Regions from separate parts of the Homo sapiens genome. Here region 2 is linked to region 1. A link is a contact called in ENCODE Hi-C or POLR2A ChIA-PET data. All regions are on one chromosome and are shown on one strand. Each heading gives the region's core, a stretch centred on a gene start or an enhancer-like site at or near the end of the contact. The rest is flanking DNA. Distances are from core to core; before and after follow the strand shown.

Region 1 (6,532 bases), core at 3,494-5,993:
CTCAGATCTGTTTACACCAAAGCCTGCAGGTTCCCACAGCCTCTTACCTCCTTGGCCTGGTGTGCATAGCCCCCTGGGGTGTGGCAGCCCCACTTGCTCAGTTCCAGTGTGTTGGGCCTCTACAAGGAGGATGATTTCCAAGGCTGAGTGAGAGCTGCACTGGGAGGCAGCTTCCCCTAGGAGCTTGCCCAGCTGCTTCCCCAGAGGCCCTCCTCCTTTGTCAGAATCCAATCACATCAGCTCCTGCCTCAGTTTCCCCATATTCTCCCAGTAGGCAGCAGTGAGAGATAATTCATTATCTCATGCAGGGCTCTGAGTGTTGAAGAGGTAATGATGGTAAAGCATGTGAAAGATTAAATGCGGTAACCATTATCATCACAGTCCTGCTCCAGCTGGAACTCCCTTCTTCTCTGCAATCTAGAGTAGAAAACATTCCCTGGGAAGGCCGTTGCCAGGCACAGGGCCAGGCGCTCAACATGGTTGATGAATGAACAACTGAATGAAAACCTCCAAGTTTGTCTAATTCCACTCCTGGTTATCCTTTGCATACATACTCCATTACCCACATCAAATAGGGCACCCATGCAGTGGTCAACACTGTAGAGTGACTTTGCCCTCCACAGAGCGCCATTGCACCAAGGTTCAGTGATAAAACAGTTAATCATATTTTAGTAAATCTTCAGGTGTTCCTCTCACAGGGCATGCAATTACCCAGATGGATCATTTCCTAGTAGAAGTCCAAGTTAAGGTTTTGCAAAAAGGCCCTACAAGAGTGTTAATGTCAACCATCACCAGCCGAGCCAGGGTTTCCAGAGGGTGCAGTCTGTGTGGGCAGAGAGGAAACCTCTAAGATCTTTCATGCAGAATCAGAGCTGGCTGCAGGGAGAGGGCTTTTCTGGGAGTAGGCAAGAACAGAGGAGGAATGGGTGGTTCCCTTCCAAATACCAATCTGAGTCATTGGTTTAATGATGTCAGGAAAAAATGACCTTTGCTGCCACCTTTACTGCTTCTGAGCATCTCCAGTGCAGGAACAGGGACTCTCTCTGCACCTTGCTTCCAGCACGTGGCACAGGAAGAACCTCAGGGTCAGGCTTGGGCCCTTGGTCCTCCCCAGGGAACTCTACACTCTGTTTCACTGTGTGGTTCACACCATGCCAGGCCTCCATGTATAGCCAGCCCAACCCACAGCATGGCCTCTCCCTTTATCCTCTCACCTCTCCTGCAGTAGTCAGCCAGCAGGAACAGGCCACTTTGAGTTTCCGGAGTATTGGAAAATGCCTGCATAGGCTCCAGATTGAGGTCATGAAATTCATTTCTCTTATACTGAGACCTCAGCCACAGCAATATTTCCTATGTCCAGGGGCACGAGGCTGGTTACTTCATTAACCCCTGAGAGCTGTCAAAGCCCATTTGGGGATTTCAATCACATCAGGATCTGGTCATCCAGGGTGTGAGAGCCTCAAACCTAGGGCAGGAAGTCTGGTGGGAAGAACCTGTTGAGTTCCTGGGACCACAGCATCCCTCAGAAGAGGGTAAAAAAGGCAGAGGTGGGTAGCATCTGAACAACAAGGAAAAAAAGCATTTTAATCCCATGTTGGCAATTTGTGAGCTCAGAGAGTTTGGTAAGTAAGTTTTCAATCTGGTAATTGCTTGTACATTTACTTATTCAGCTATCATTTAGTGAGCACTTACCAGGTGGTAGATGCAGCTCCACACGGGAACACAAAGTGCCACAAGTGATTGAGATGAGCAGGCCCAGGTCGCTGGGGACAAGAGGAGCAGCTGCATAACCTCAGAGGGGAGGGGTTCTCATAAGGGATGACAATTGGGATGAATTTTTGATGACAAATAAAGTTAGGAAAGAGCATGACATTTTCAGGAAAGCGTGAATGGTTTTAGAGAGAGGGGGATGTGGATACGGGAGGGTCGGATGGACCTAAAAATGTGGAAGAGGTCAAATTATCAAACGCTTATACCCTGGACTAAAGATATTAATGTTGTTCTGAAATCCATGGGGAGCCAGTGACAGTCTGAATATGGGCAAGTACAAAATCAGGCTTAAATCTGGGAAAGATCACTCTGAGAGTGCTCTGTGGGGGGTAGGTTGGAGGAAGAATGAGTTACAAGCTATTAAAATAATTCAGGTGAAGGATGATGATGGCTGGAACTCAGGCCATGACATGGAGATGGAGAGAGGAGGACAGGATGGAGAGAGAGTTTTGAGGGAGGAAGAACATCGTGAGTGGGTACTGAACACCCGTAGGGGTATCTAAGTCTAGGAAGAGAGACTGGCCAAAGTTGAGCCCACTGAGGGTGAGAGGTGCAGGCTTGGGGGAAAGACGATGGGCCAGCTTTGGACATGTTGGGTTTAAGTTTTGAGGAGCCTGTGACCACCCAGGTCATGGTGCCTACTGAACTCCTCCTTTATGCTCAGTTCTCAGGAGCCAGGAGATGCAGAGACATAGCCTCACCCAGCAGCTGACACTGTGCAGCCAGGCAGACTTGCTGCCTTTTGGGCAAGCTGGCCATGCTGAGGAGCACTGATCATCCAAGAGTGAGGGAGTGGGGACTGCCCTGACCCTTTCTGGGTTGGCAGAAGCCATTTAGTACCCCTGGCACTTCTACCACCTTGCCAGGGCCCCTGAATGGGTATGGTGATGCCAGTCTTCACTCAGCATCGTGGCAGTGACAGGTGGCAAGGGCATAAGTTTGCTGGATATCATAGTACAGCAAGTGAAATTTGAATCTCAGATAAACAATAAACAAATAAATGTTCAGTATAAGTATGTTTCCAAAATTGTGTGGGATACACTTATACTTAAAAAGTATTCATTGTTTACTAAATTCAAATTAACTGGGTTTGTCATATTTTTATTTGCTAAATCTAATGACTCTACAAGGGAGTGAAGCAAGGCTTACCTCCAGGAACTGATCCTACTAGGCACATAAAATTGCACTTGTGATAGTAGTAGCAACATAATTACTCGGGCAGCCCAAGCTGGCACCTGTAGGCCCTGCCACATGCTCTCCTTATCCAAGGGAGTCTTATGAGCTGTACCTGTGTGTGTGTGTGTGTGTGTGTGTGTGTGTGTGTGTGTTGGAGAGGGGGAAAGGAATACCAATCTTTAACTGAAGGGCACAGGCTTTGGCATCAACACACTAGTTGGCTCATAGCAGAACCCCAATAAATATTTGAATAAAGAGATGGATGGATAGATTCAAATTGCTGCTCCACAAGCAGAATGACTTTGAACAAGTTACTTATCTCTCCGTCTCAATTTCCTCATTAGTAAAATGGGGACATTAAAACCTTCTTGCAGAAGTATTATGAAGACCAAATTTAAAATCTTGTGTGAAGTGTCAAGCACAGGCACTCAACAAATGTCCCATCCCTGCCCTGCCTCCCCTGGTCAGCCAGCTTGCATTCCCCCACCCTATCTACCTGTGGCCAACATGAACCAGGAGATTCTCATGGATATAGCATCCTTCTGTAGTTGCCACCCTGACTTTGGCCCATGAGCTGGGACAACTCAGGGACTGGGCCTGAAGTAGGAATAGAGATGTGCTGACTTCCACCATTTGATTTTATTTTTTTAATGTAGTGAGTAGAAGGTGGGGCAATCACAAGTGTTGTTCTCCCTAAGTGAGGATAAACTGTCTTTGTAAATTAATATCCATTGACTGACAAGCCTTCACTCTCCATCCAAAGGCAGTTTCTGCAGGCCTTCTCAGTGAAGACAGCCACATACAGGCCACAACCTGTGCATTCACAGAGGTGAATTCTAACCAGACAAGAGGATATCCCACAGCTCTTTTTGCTGACAGCACTTGAGAAACTTCCAAACCACTCCCCAAGCCAAATGAGACCTGGGGTCCCACTGTTTCAGGTGTGCTGAGGAGGAGGAAGCAGGTGCATCCTTCAGGGCTTGGGTGTGATTTATCATTGTCATCAGCTTGCATTCATATTCCCTTTTCAATTCTACAGTACCTTCTGCAATGCTGCTTCCTGCTAGGTTCGTCACTACTCTTTTCCCCCAATCAACAGACTCACTTCTTATTCCAAGTCTGCATGTCTCTGCTCATTCCTCTGCTTGGAAATGCCCTGCCACAGCGCTGCTCCAAGGCCTCTTCTGAGTTCCAGCTAAGGCTGAGCAGCATCCTCTGACCTCTGAAGCCACACAGGGCCCTTACCAGTCTCAGAGTTCCCAAAGCAGGTGCATCTGCATCCTTCACCTGGGTCCCTTACTAAAATCTGGTTTGAGCTTACTAAGAAACTAGTTCCTCTGAATGCCTTGTCCCCTCAACCTGAATGGCAAGCTCTTGGAGGGAAAGGCAGAATGGGACGTTTCTTTCCTGTCCTTCTCAAGCCCGAGCCTGCACTGACCCAGGAGGAAGCACTCAATGGATGATTAGAGAATGGATGAAACAATGGAGAGCCAGCACCAAGCATGTTCATTTGTCCCGAGAATTAGCATGGCTGCAAGCCTTATGGGGAGGCAATTAAACAGACAGGGATCCTGCCCTTCAGGGGTTTATAAACTAAGACAGACAAGATGACTCTGATAGAGAATGTAGAAGCATTCAGAGGAATGAGCAGGTGCTGGATAAACAGTTAAGTGTTTGCTTTATGTGGAAGTAAAGGGGCAAGCATATGTAGGGTGCTGGAAGAATAAAAAGGGAGTCTCAAATGTGAGCTCATTCATTTAGTCTTTCAACAAAGGCTTCTAAGTGCCTCCTCTGAACTCAGCTCCATGCTGCTAGCTGAGGATGTGCGGATGAATGAGTCTTGCTTCCTGCCCCTCAGGGCCTCACAATCGAAGTGAGTAAACACTTCCCCTCATCCAGACAGAACAAGACAGCCTTCTTTGCAAGGTCAGATTTTAAGATCTGCTGGTACGGGAGGGTAGAATTAGAAAGAACTGAGAGTGCAGGGCATTTTGGCATGCCAATCATAATAAAAAGCAATCAGTGTATAGTTATTACCGGTCGACAGAGCCACAAAAGATGCACCCAAAGAACAAGAAACTCAAAACAACAAAAAACCACATCGGAAGACTTGAAGTGGCTAAGTACATAGTGCCATCCACCTAGGAGGTGCTGGAGGCACTGATGCCTAAACTTCCCCTTCACCCTCTCACTGCAGGGCCCAGCACTGTGGAATAATAGTGCTGTGTGCCTCAACTCTTCCCCATCCTGGTGGCAAAGAGGAAACAAGGGAGAAGGATATGGTGGTGCAGGGAACTGGGGGAGTGAGGGTCTAAAACCAGGTGCCCATTAAACAGGGCCTGTGTGTGCCCAGCTTGACCAGGGAGGAGATGCAAAGGGAGGAGTCCTACCTGGGGAAAAGTTAAAGGAAAAGGGAAAAGGGCCAAGGAAGTGTAGAAAGAAAGGCTGGGGATGCAGGGATGAATGCTCATTTTCTTTTCTTTTTACCATGAGATAGCTCCCCTCCTGAGCAATTCTGTTTAAAATGGAACAGAAAGACATAGCTCTGAATGGCAGCTCTGGCGTGGAGCTGGACCCCTGGAAACCACAACCCAACTCCATCAAAGTCCATTCTTTATATTTGAGCTGAAAAGCCTCCCACCAGGCTTAAGCTGTCAATCTTGCCCTTCTCTACCCTGCAGCCCATCTCACTTCACTACATGCACATGTGCACATGAATGTGCACACACAGCACACATGCCCCATACTGGCCTTACTACATCACTCTGTGGGGTTAGGGGGAGCAGTATGTTGGAGACCAGGGTGGCCAACCAACCCCTTTGCTAAACTGAGACAGTCCTGGGCCATCTAGACGCTTGTTCACCCTACAGTAGCCTGACTCCTCCAGGCTCAAACAGCAATGTCCTAGCGCCAGGCCAGGTGGCCTCCCTGGGTAGTTCCTCCCCAGGTTCCCTCTGCCTTCTCAGTCCTGCTCCTCTTATGCATCCCTTGACAGAGAGGAGAGGACCAGGCCCCCCAGCATCAATCTGCTGGACTTCAGAAAACCTGTCCTGCTGTGATGGATTTTTTAATTGGATTGTGACAAACATTTAATACCTAATAGAGCTCTTACCCGCACAGCTAATTAAGAATGTGACTAATCTAATTTAGTGGGAGTGCAGAAAAAAAGAAGGAAAAGCCAGGAGAAGGGGGAGCAGGATTTGGGGAGATGGGGGTGGCTGGAGTTGCAAAATGACTATTGAGCTTATTTTTTGTTCAGGGTGAGGTGGGGACTCTGACATATAATGTAGAAAGATTGCATTAAGTTTGCAAGACAGGAGCAAAATGTTGGCAAGTTGCAGAGCAGCCAGGCAGACAAGGACCTCTCTTAGCTTCTCACTCTGTCCCATTGTGCATATCGGCTTGTCGCCGCTGGCTTGTTAGCAATGCCTGAATGAACGGGCTTTGTGGATCCTCTAAAGCTCTATGGATAACGGCTGAGTATTACAAGCCTCGTTACTGAACCTGCCTCACAGAGGGTAGCACGGCTTGGCACTGCCAACCCAGAGCCAGTGGGCCCCGTAACCCTTTGTGGAACCCCACTGTC
Region 2 (6,096 bases), core at 2,545-5,044, 70 kb after region 1:
CTCTTTCTTTCTTTACTAAGCTCACATAGGTACTCTTTCCTCAGCTCACTCTCCTGGAGCCCAGATGGGGAGACATGACCAACCACCAACTTGGAATACTGAATTCTAAGTTTTTAATAAAAATTTCAAAATCATCTCTATGAACTCCATCAAATAACTCAGGTCAGCTCTGAGGCAGTTGCCTGCAGGAGCTTCCACAGTTTCTGTTCACATTTGATTGTTGGTTTCTATAAATGCGGTTGAAATGACCACTTGACTTTCTAACACCATGACCTCAAGGCTGGGGAGCAGAATGTACCCCTCCCACATCTTTGCTACTTACCCAGTAACAATAGCCTCAGAACTCTGAGGTGTTCCCTTGAAAGTCTAGGGTTTACATACCACATCTATTAAGTAATACATTCAGCAATACATTTCTGCTGCAAAATGTAGCAGCATAAGCTATGGTGATACCACATATGCACAAACACAAGTCAGAAAGTGATGGTGTTGGGAGAGGGAGAAATTGGAAAGAAGCACAGGGAACTTTTATACATCTTTTTTGGGGTATACAAGTGTACACAATTGTCAAAACTTAATCTGAATACTTAAGATCAGTGCATTTTATTATATACAAATTATATGTCATTTTTTTCAACAAAAAAAAAGTAATAATGGCGCTTTCCAGGTAAAAGATGGCAACCTATGGCCATGGAGAATAGGGCAGAACAGCTGACCTCCTCCTTCCATCTTTCCCCACCACTGCTCATCTCCCCAGTCCTGGGTGGCAGCCCAGCAGTCTCCCCTACACAGTGAAGGGGGGTTGGGCATGAGAACTTAGTGGCTTTGTCTCCAGATTGCTGGCCAGATATGATGGCCAGGAATGCTGCAGAAGTGGCATTATATGTAAAGTGAGTTTGTATCCAGTTTCCCACTCCTCTTCTAGTGGTTCTATAGGTGGTCAGAGCCCAGCCCTCTCCTGCTCCTTAGTCATCCTTGCCACATTCAGAGCCACAGAGGACTCAATGAAGGTGGTCCCAGAAAAACGTTCTTAGAGAGAACAGTCACCAAACACCCAAAGCCAAGACATCCATGGCAACATGCCCCAGATAGGGTGGCTTCAGCTGGGATTTCTGGGGCATGGTGATGTGACAATCAGGTGCACGACATCAGTTCAGCCTAGATGCCACCAGCCCAGGGTTCTCTCTTTGCAGTAAGCCCAGAGAGCTCTTTACCTGGCTCTTGGCCATCTTCTTAGCTGAGAAGTAAAGGCCAGCAGCACCTTGAGACTTCTGGCTGATTCTCATTCTTCACCAGAGAGAGGCCATTGCTCCACACTGAGTTCCCTAAAAGGCTTTGGCTGCAAGTCTATCCAATGGGGAGCAATCCATTCCTTCTCTCCTGCACATGAGCATTACTGCATTTCCTAGGTGAGGGAATATTAGCAGGCTAGAAGTTCTATTTCTGCTTTCGCTATCCTCTGGCTTCCCACTTTAAGCGTCTGTGTCTCTCCATTTATAAAATGGGTCCAATAATGTCACTGAGCACTTTTTTTTCAGAGAAAATTTAAGGGCATTAATGAGATAATGACTACTAAGTATGGTGACTTCAGTAATAAACTGTGGTTTTGGACAGGGTCCACTGCAAGGGCATAATTTTTTAAAAATCCTCAGTGATGTGTCATGCAGAAATCTATCCACTCACTTGTTCAAACTGGAAGATTTCAAGGACAGGAGGTTTGGAATGTTAAAATACTGAATGAGTCAGTGTTGGTTTCTGATGCTCTGCATTTGTCTATTTCAGTCTTTCTTCCCTACCCTTACAACCTCTGACTTCACTGTCTTCCTGGATGCATTCTACTTCCTGCCACTCTAGGGAGATGCTAAGATTTCTGGATCCAATGCCAAGCATAGTAAAAAAGAAAAGTGGTGCCATTTCACTCAGAACTGTGTCTCTCACCCAGAAGGCTCCCCAGCCAGAGGCAGAGAGTATTTTCTTCATCTTGGAGAAGGGGCCCATTGTGCTGAATTAAAAATAAGACAAAGAATCACCATTCTAGGGTCCATTTGGGGTTGGAAAGAGTGAAACCACCCCACCTTGCCTATGTATCTCCCCTGTCTCAACACACTTGAAGAAAGTGACCAGAACCATAAACAGTTAGGGGTTAAATCAAGGGAAGACTTGCTCCTACAAGAAGCCACATCTCTTTCAAGTTCCCTGTAGGATGCTGGCTCCACGGAGACTTGAATGATTGAAGGAAATCCTCAACACCACTTGTTGAATGACTCAACCAGGTAGGTGTGGCCAGGACTGAATGGGGCAGGGGCAGGCCTATAGTGTCTCCAAGACAATACCAAAGCAGATGCAGGGAATTGACTGAACATACTTCAGAGAGGCAGAAAGCAGGAGAGACAGAGTAATACCTTGCAAAAAGTAGCAGCAGTGAAGAAAGAAGTAATAATGAGCTCCTGTTTGCAGAGCCTCTCAGTGCTGGAGGAGAACAGAGTACCACTTCAAGCCCTCCTGAGTCTGGGACAAGTCTAATTTTGTTTCTGCTCACCCTAGACATATAGAGACAAACCTTTATTCTTAGTTGTTTTTCACTGCCAAATGCCCCAGAAAACAGGGCAGAACAGACTTTGTCTTCTTTCCAACCACCCATAGCCAAAGATGGCATAAAAGTGGAGGGTACCTCCTGCCTCCTTGCAAATGTAATATAACCCACACCAGCCAGTCTCTGCAAAGCTCAAGACACTAGCACTTTCCTACCACCATGAAGTCAGAAGGGACCTCAACCCCCCAAAGCCGCCCCAGCCTGAGCTTCACCTGTTGCACCTGCCCACTTACCATGGGTTCACACCAGAAGAGAAAGTAAAAGGTCAGGTTGGGCTCTCTCCACAGCAAGAGCCCAGAGAATACTAGGAAACTGACATTTTACAAAGCACCTCTTTAAAGCTCTCTCAGAGGTGCGTAACTTTTAACTCTACCTCCACTCCCAACCCCCCAGGCTTCCTTTGCAACTCTTTCCCACCATGGATGGCTTGTCGGGAGAGAGTTAAAGAAGGTGCACGACTAATTCCCCAAACCATCTCGCTTATCTACAGACAAAAAGAACAGCCTTACATGGAGACACGCAGAAACCACCCGCAATTTAGCTCAGACCTCACCTGTCTTATGCAACAGTACACACACACACACACACACACACACACACACCCGCAAGGCCAGAGTCCAATCCCCCTTTAATTCGGTAAACATAGTTTTGCGCCTTTCTTTTCCCTACGCAGAACCCGACTCTACTGGCAGCAGAGAAATAGATGTAACCCTAGTGCCAAATGCCTTGCAGAACACACAGATACACAGGAACCAAAATGCATCTCATAGCTCTCCTTGGTGCTGAAATCACGTTAGCCAGAAAATCAAAGGAGCGAGTGCTCTGGACTTACCCAGGCTGGGGGTGGGCGGCCGGGGAGCGAGAGGAGCTTCCTGGGAAGAAAATTCTTGCTTGCTCAGGCTGGAGCCAGCTGATGCGCTCACCTAGAGAGCCCTCCTCTTTCCCTTCTCTTCCCTTCCTCCTATTCTGGGAGGAAGAGACAAGGCTCCACGAAAGAAATGAAACCCAAGCTGTCAGGGCTACGGGTGGAAGGAGAATGAGGAGGCAACCAAAATAAGATCAAAAAGTCAGGTGGCTTCACTCCACTAGTGGTAATTCCTTGGGTCAGAGAGGACCCCCTTCTCTCACTCTCCCTGGGTCTGCCCGTCTCCTCTGGGTGTTGAGCCAACAGCCTTAGCACAGTCGGTTCCTGCCTCTGACGTGAAAGAGAGGAGGAAGCCTGGGACTGCTTTGCTGTCTCTCTCTCTCTCTCTCTCTCTCTCTCTCTCTCTCTCTCTCTCTCACGCGCTCTCTCTTTTCCCCTCTTGCTGAAATTTCAGCAGCATGATTTTTTTAAGCCTCCGTTTTTTCCATCCCCCTACAAGCAGCCCCCTAGTGGACAGAAAAGAAAAGCATCCTAAATCCTCTTGAACAGTCCAGATTCAGGCACAGAAATACTCCCCGCACCCAACTCTTGGAGCTGCCTCTGCATAGGCAGGGTCCTGAAGAAGATAGAGGCTTCCCTCTGACCAACCCAGATAAGAAGAGAAAGGGAGAGGATGGAAGCTTTTGCAGATCCTTTGCCCATGATTGAAGGAGAAATCCAGGGTGGAATGGGTTGGGATAGAATGTTTTGGAATAAGGTCAGTTGTGGGGTTCTCAAGTGGTTTGAGGTCCGGGCTCAGCAGAAGGAACCCTCCAAAAAGTCAGCGTCTGCAGCCAGGTGAAGTATGTGTATACGTAGCACAACCCAGGCATGGGAATGCCTAAAGAGGCAGAGGATACAGGGAGCTGGCCCTTCATCCAACTCCACAATATAGCTTTTTTGTAAAGCTAGTAAGAAAAATATCTGAAAAGATATGGCCTGAGATCATCTCAGAAGTAGAGACAGAAGTGACCTTGATGCACATTTATGGAGAACCTTGGCAGAGAAGGGGCATCAAGGGGTCACTGCTCATAGGCTCATAAGGGATATCTAACATTCTCTTTTAAATGTACAGCCACACAGCCTCCCGGAAAGAGTCCTAATACTTACATCTAAAAATCTGAGTCCTGGTTTCAGACTGCCACTTGCTTACTGGACATTTTGCTTCTCTATGGCTCAATTTTACTGTTTGTAAAATGTGGATAATGCTGCCCCCTCCCTACTGAATAGGAATGCTAAGGGACTGGAATGATATAGAAACATAGAACCTCAGGATTGGCAGGGAATTTAAAGGTAATCTTATACAAACACTCTTCTTATATTTGATTCACTCCTGGCAAATAACAATAGCTAACATTTATAGAGTGTTTATACCAGGTGCTAGGCACTGTTATAAGCCCTTACATGTATTAGCTCATTTAAGCCATACAATAACTCTATAATGCAGAGGCTATTATTGCTACTCTATAGACTGGGAACTGAGTAACAGAGGAATGAAATAACTTTCCAAAGATCACACAACTAGTGAGTGTCAGGGATGGTAATGGAACCTGAGCCATCTGACCCTGGAGCTTCCTCATTGAATTACCATGTTCTATAAATGTACACTTCAGGAGTGACATTTGAAGTAAATAGAAGATAGCACCACAGTTATCATTGCTTTTATTTATGACAAAGTGCCTAGATTGTTACAATAAATTTATATGTGGCTGAGTTTTTAAAATAAAATATTTACCACTAGGGGTGCCAAACAAACTGTGGAAATTGCTATTACCGATGAGAATCTCCTAAGAAAATTAATTCTCTTGGTGATTTGGGTAGTTTCACATATACAAAACTGGCTTTAAATCTTATAAAATTGGAAACTATTGGGTTTTAACATCAGTTCAGAAGACACATCACTCAATTTCTGTACCAAAAGCAAATTATTGCCCACTGCCTAACACAGTGCAAGAACGGAGCCAGCAATTTGAAGAGCTGAAACGTTGTAATGCATTCAGGTAATAAACGCTCAGTGAGAAATTGACATTTTCTTCAGAATCTCAGAATTATGAATTCCTTAGCTGAGGTGGCTTACTTTTTCTGGCTTTTTTTTTTTTTTTGGGTGAAAAGTGGATGAAGTAGGACAAAGATGGTAGGTGACAATTAACAAATCATGGTCCCTGTCCTCAACAGAGTTACCAGTTCCTCAAAGGGGGAAAGAAAGAGCAAGACACAAATGATTACAATTCAAGGACTAAGTGCCAAGAATTTGGGCAGTGAGCACATGGAAAACACAACTAACTTGATCTTTGAGGGCTAGGGGAATTCCTAAGGTATGCAGCATCTAAGCTGAGGCCTGAATAATCAGAAGTCTTCCCAGCAAAAAGTGGGTGAGAGAATTAAGCTGAAGGCATAGCATGTGCAAACTCATGGAGGAGGGAAAGGGGAAAGAGCATAGTAGGAAACTTTCAAAGAAAGTATTACCCTTCCACTGACAAATGGGGAATCTGAGGCTCATAAAAGTTAAGTGGCTTGCTCAAGTTCACACATCTAATAAGTATAGAACCCAAATCAAATGCACATCTATTTGACTCTAAAGTCATCCCCTTTGTGAAGC

The links. A loop is a pair of places that touch in the nucleus more often than their neighbours do. ChIA-PET counts read pairs that join two places held with the same protein, here RNA polymerase II (POLR2A). Pooled maps may share reads with other maps.
Region 2: a pooled map shows a loop between it and region 1 (2.3-fold over the local background). The contact joins the promoter of TNR here to the enhancer-like site in region 1. A Hi-C loop is called at or near these places in 2 of 168 maps with a recorded cell type or tissue (Caco-2 and posterior cingulate gyrus) and 3 of 50 pooled maps. POLR2A ChIA-PET finds 5 or more read pairs at or near these places in 1 of 52 experiments (OCI-LY7).

Annotation. Positions count from the first base shown.
Region 1 is chr1:175,668,853-175,675,384 of GRCh38, forward strand. The region is part of intron 1 of TNR (tenascin R); the gene reads right to left. Among named protein-coding and RNA genes, the nearest start is that of TNR, 71 kb to the right of the region's middle. Within about 2 kb of position 4,744, at least 3 of the 41 ENCODE cell types and tissues checked have a DNase peak (open chromatin) inside an H3K27ac peak, as active enhancers do; they include OCI-LY7, where a contact is called at or near this core.
Region 2 is chr1:175,739,801-175,745,896 of GRCh38, forward strand. TNR (tenascin R) reads right to left here and starts at 3,795. Exons shown (of 23, transcript NM_003285.3): 1 at 3,426-3,795.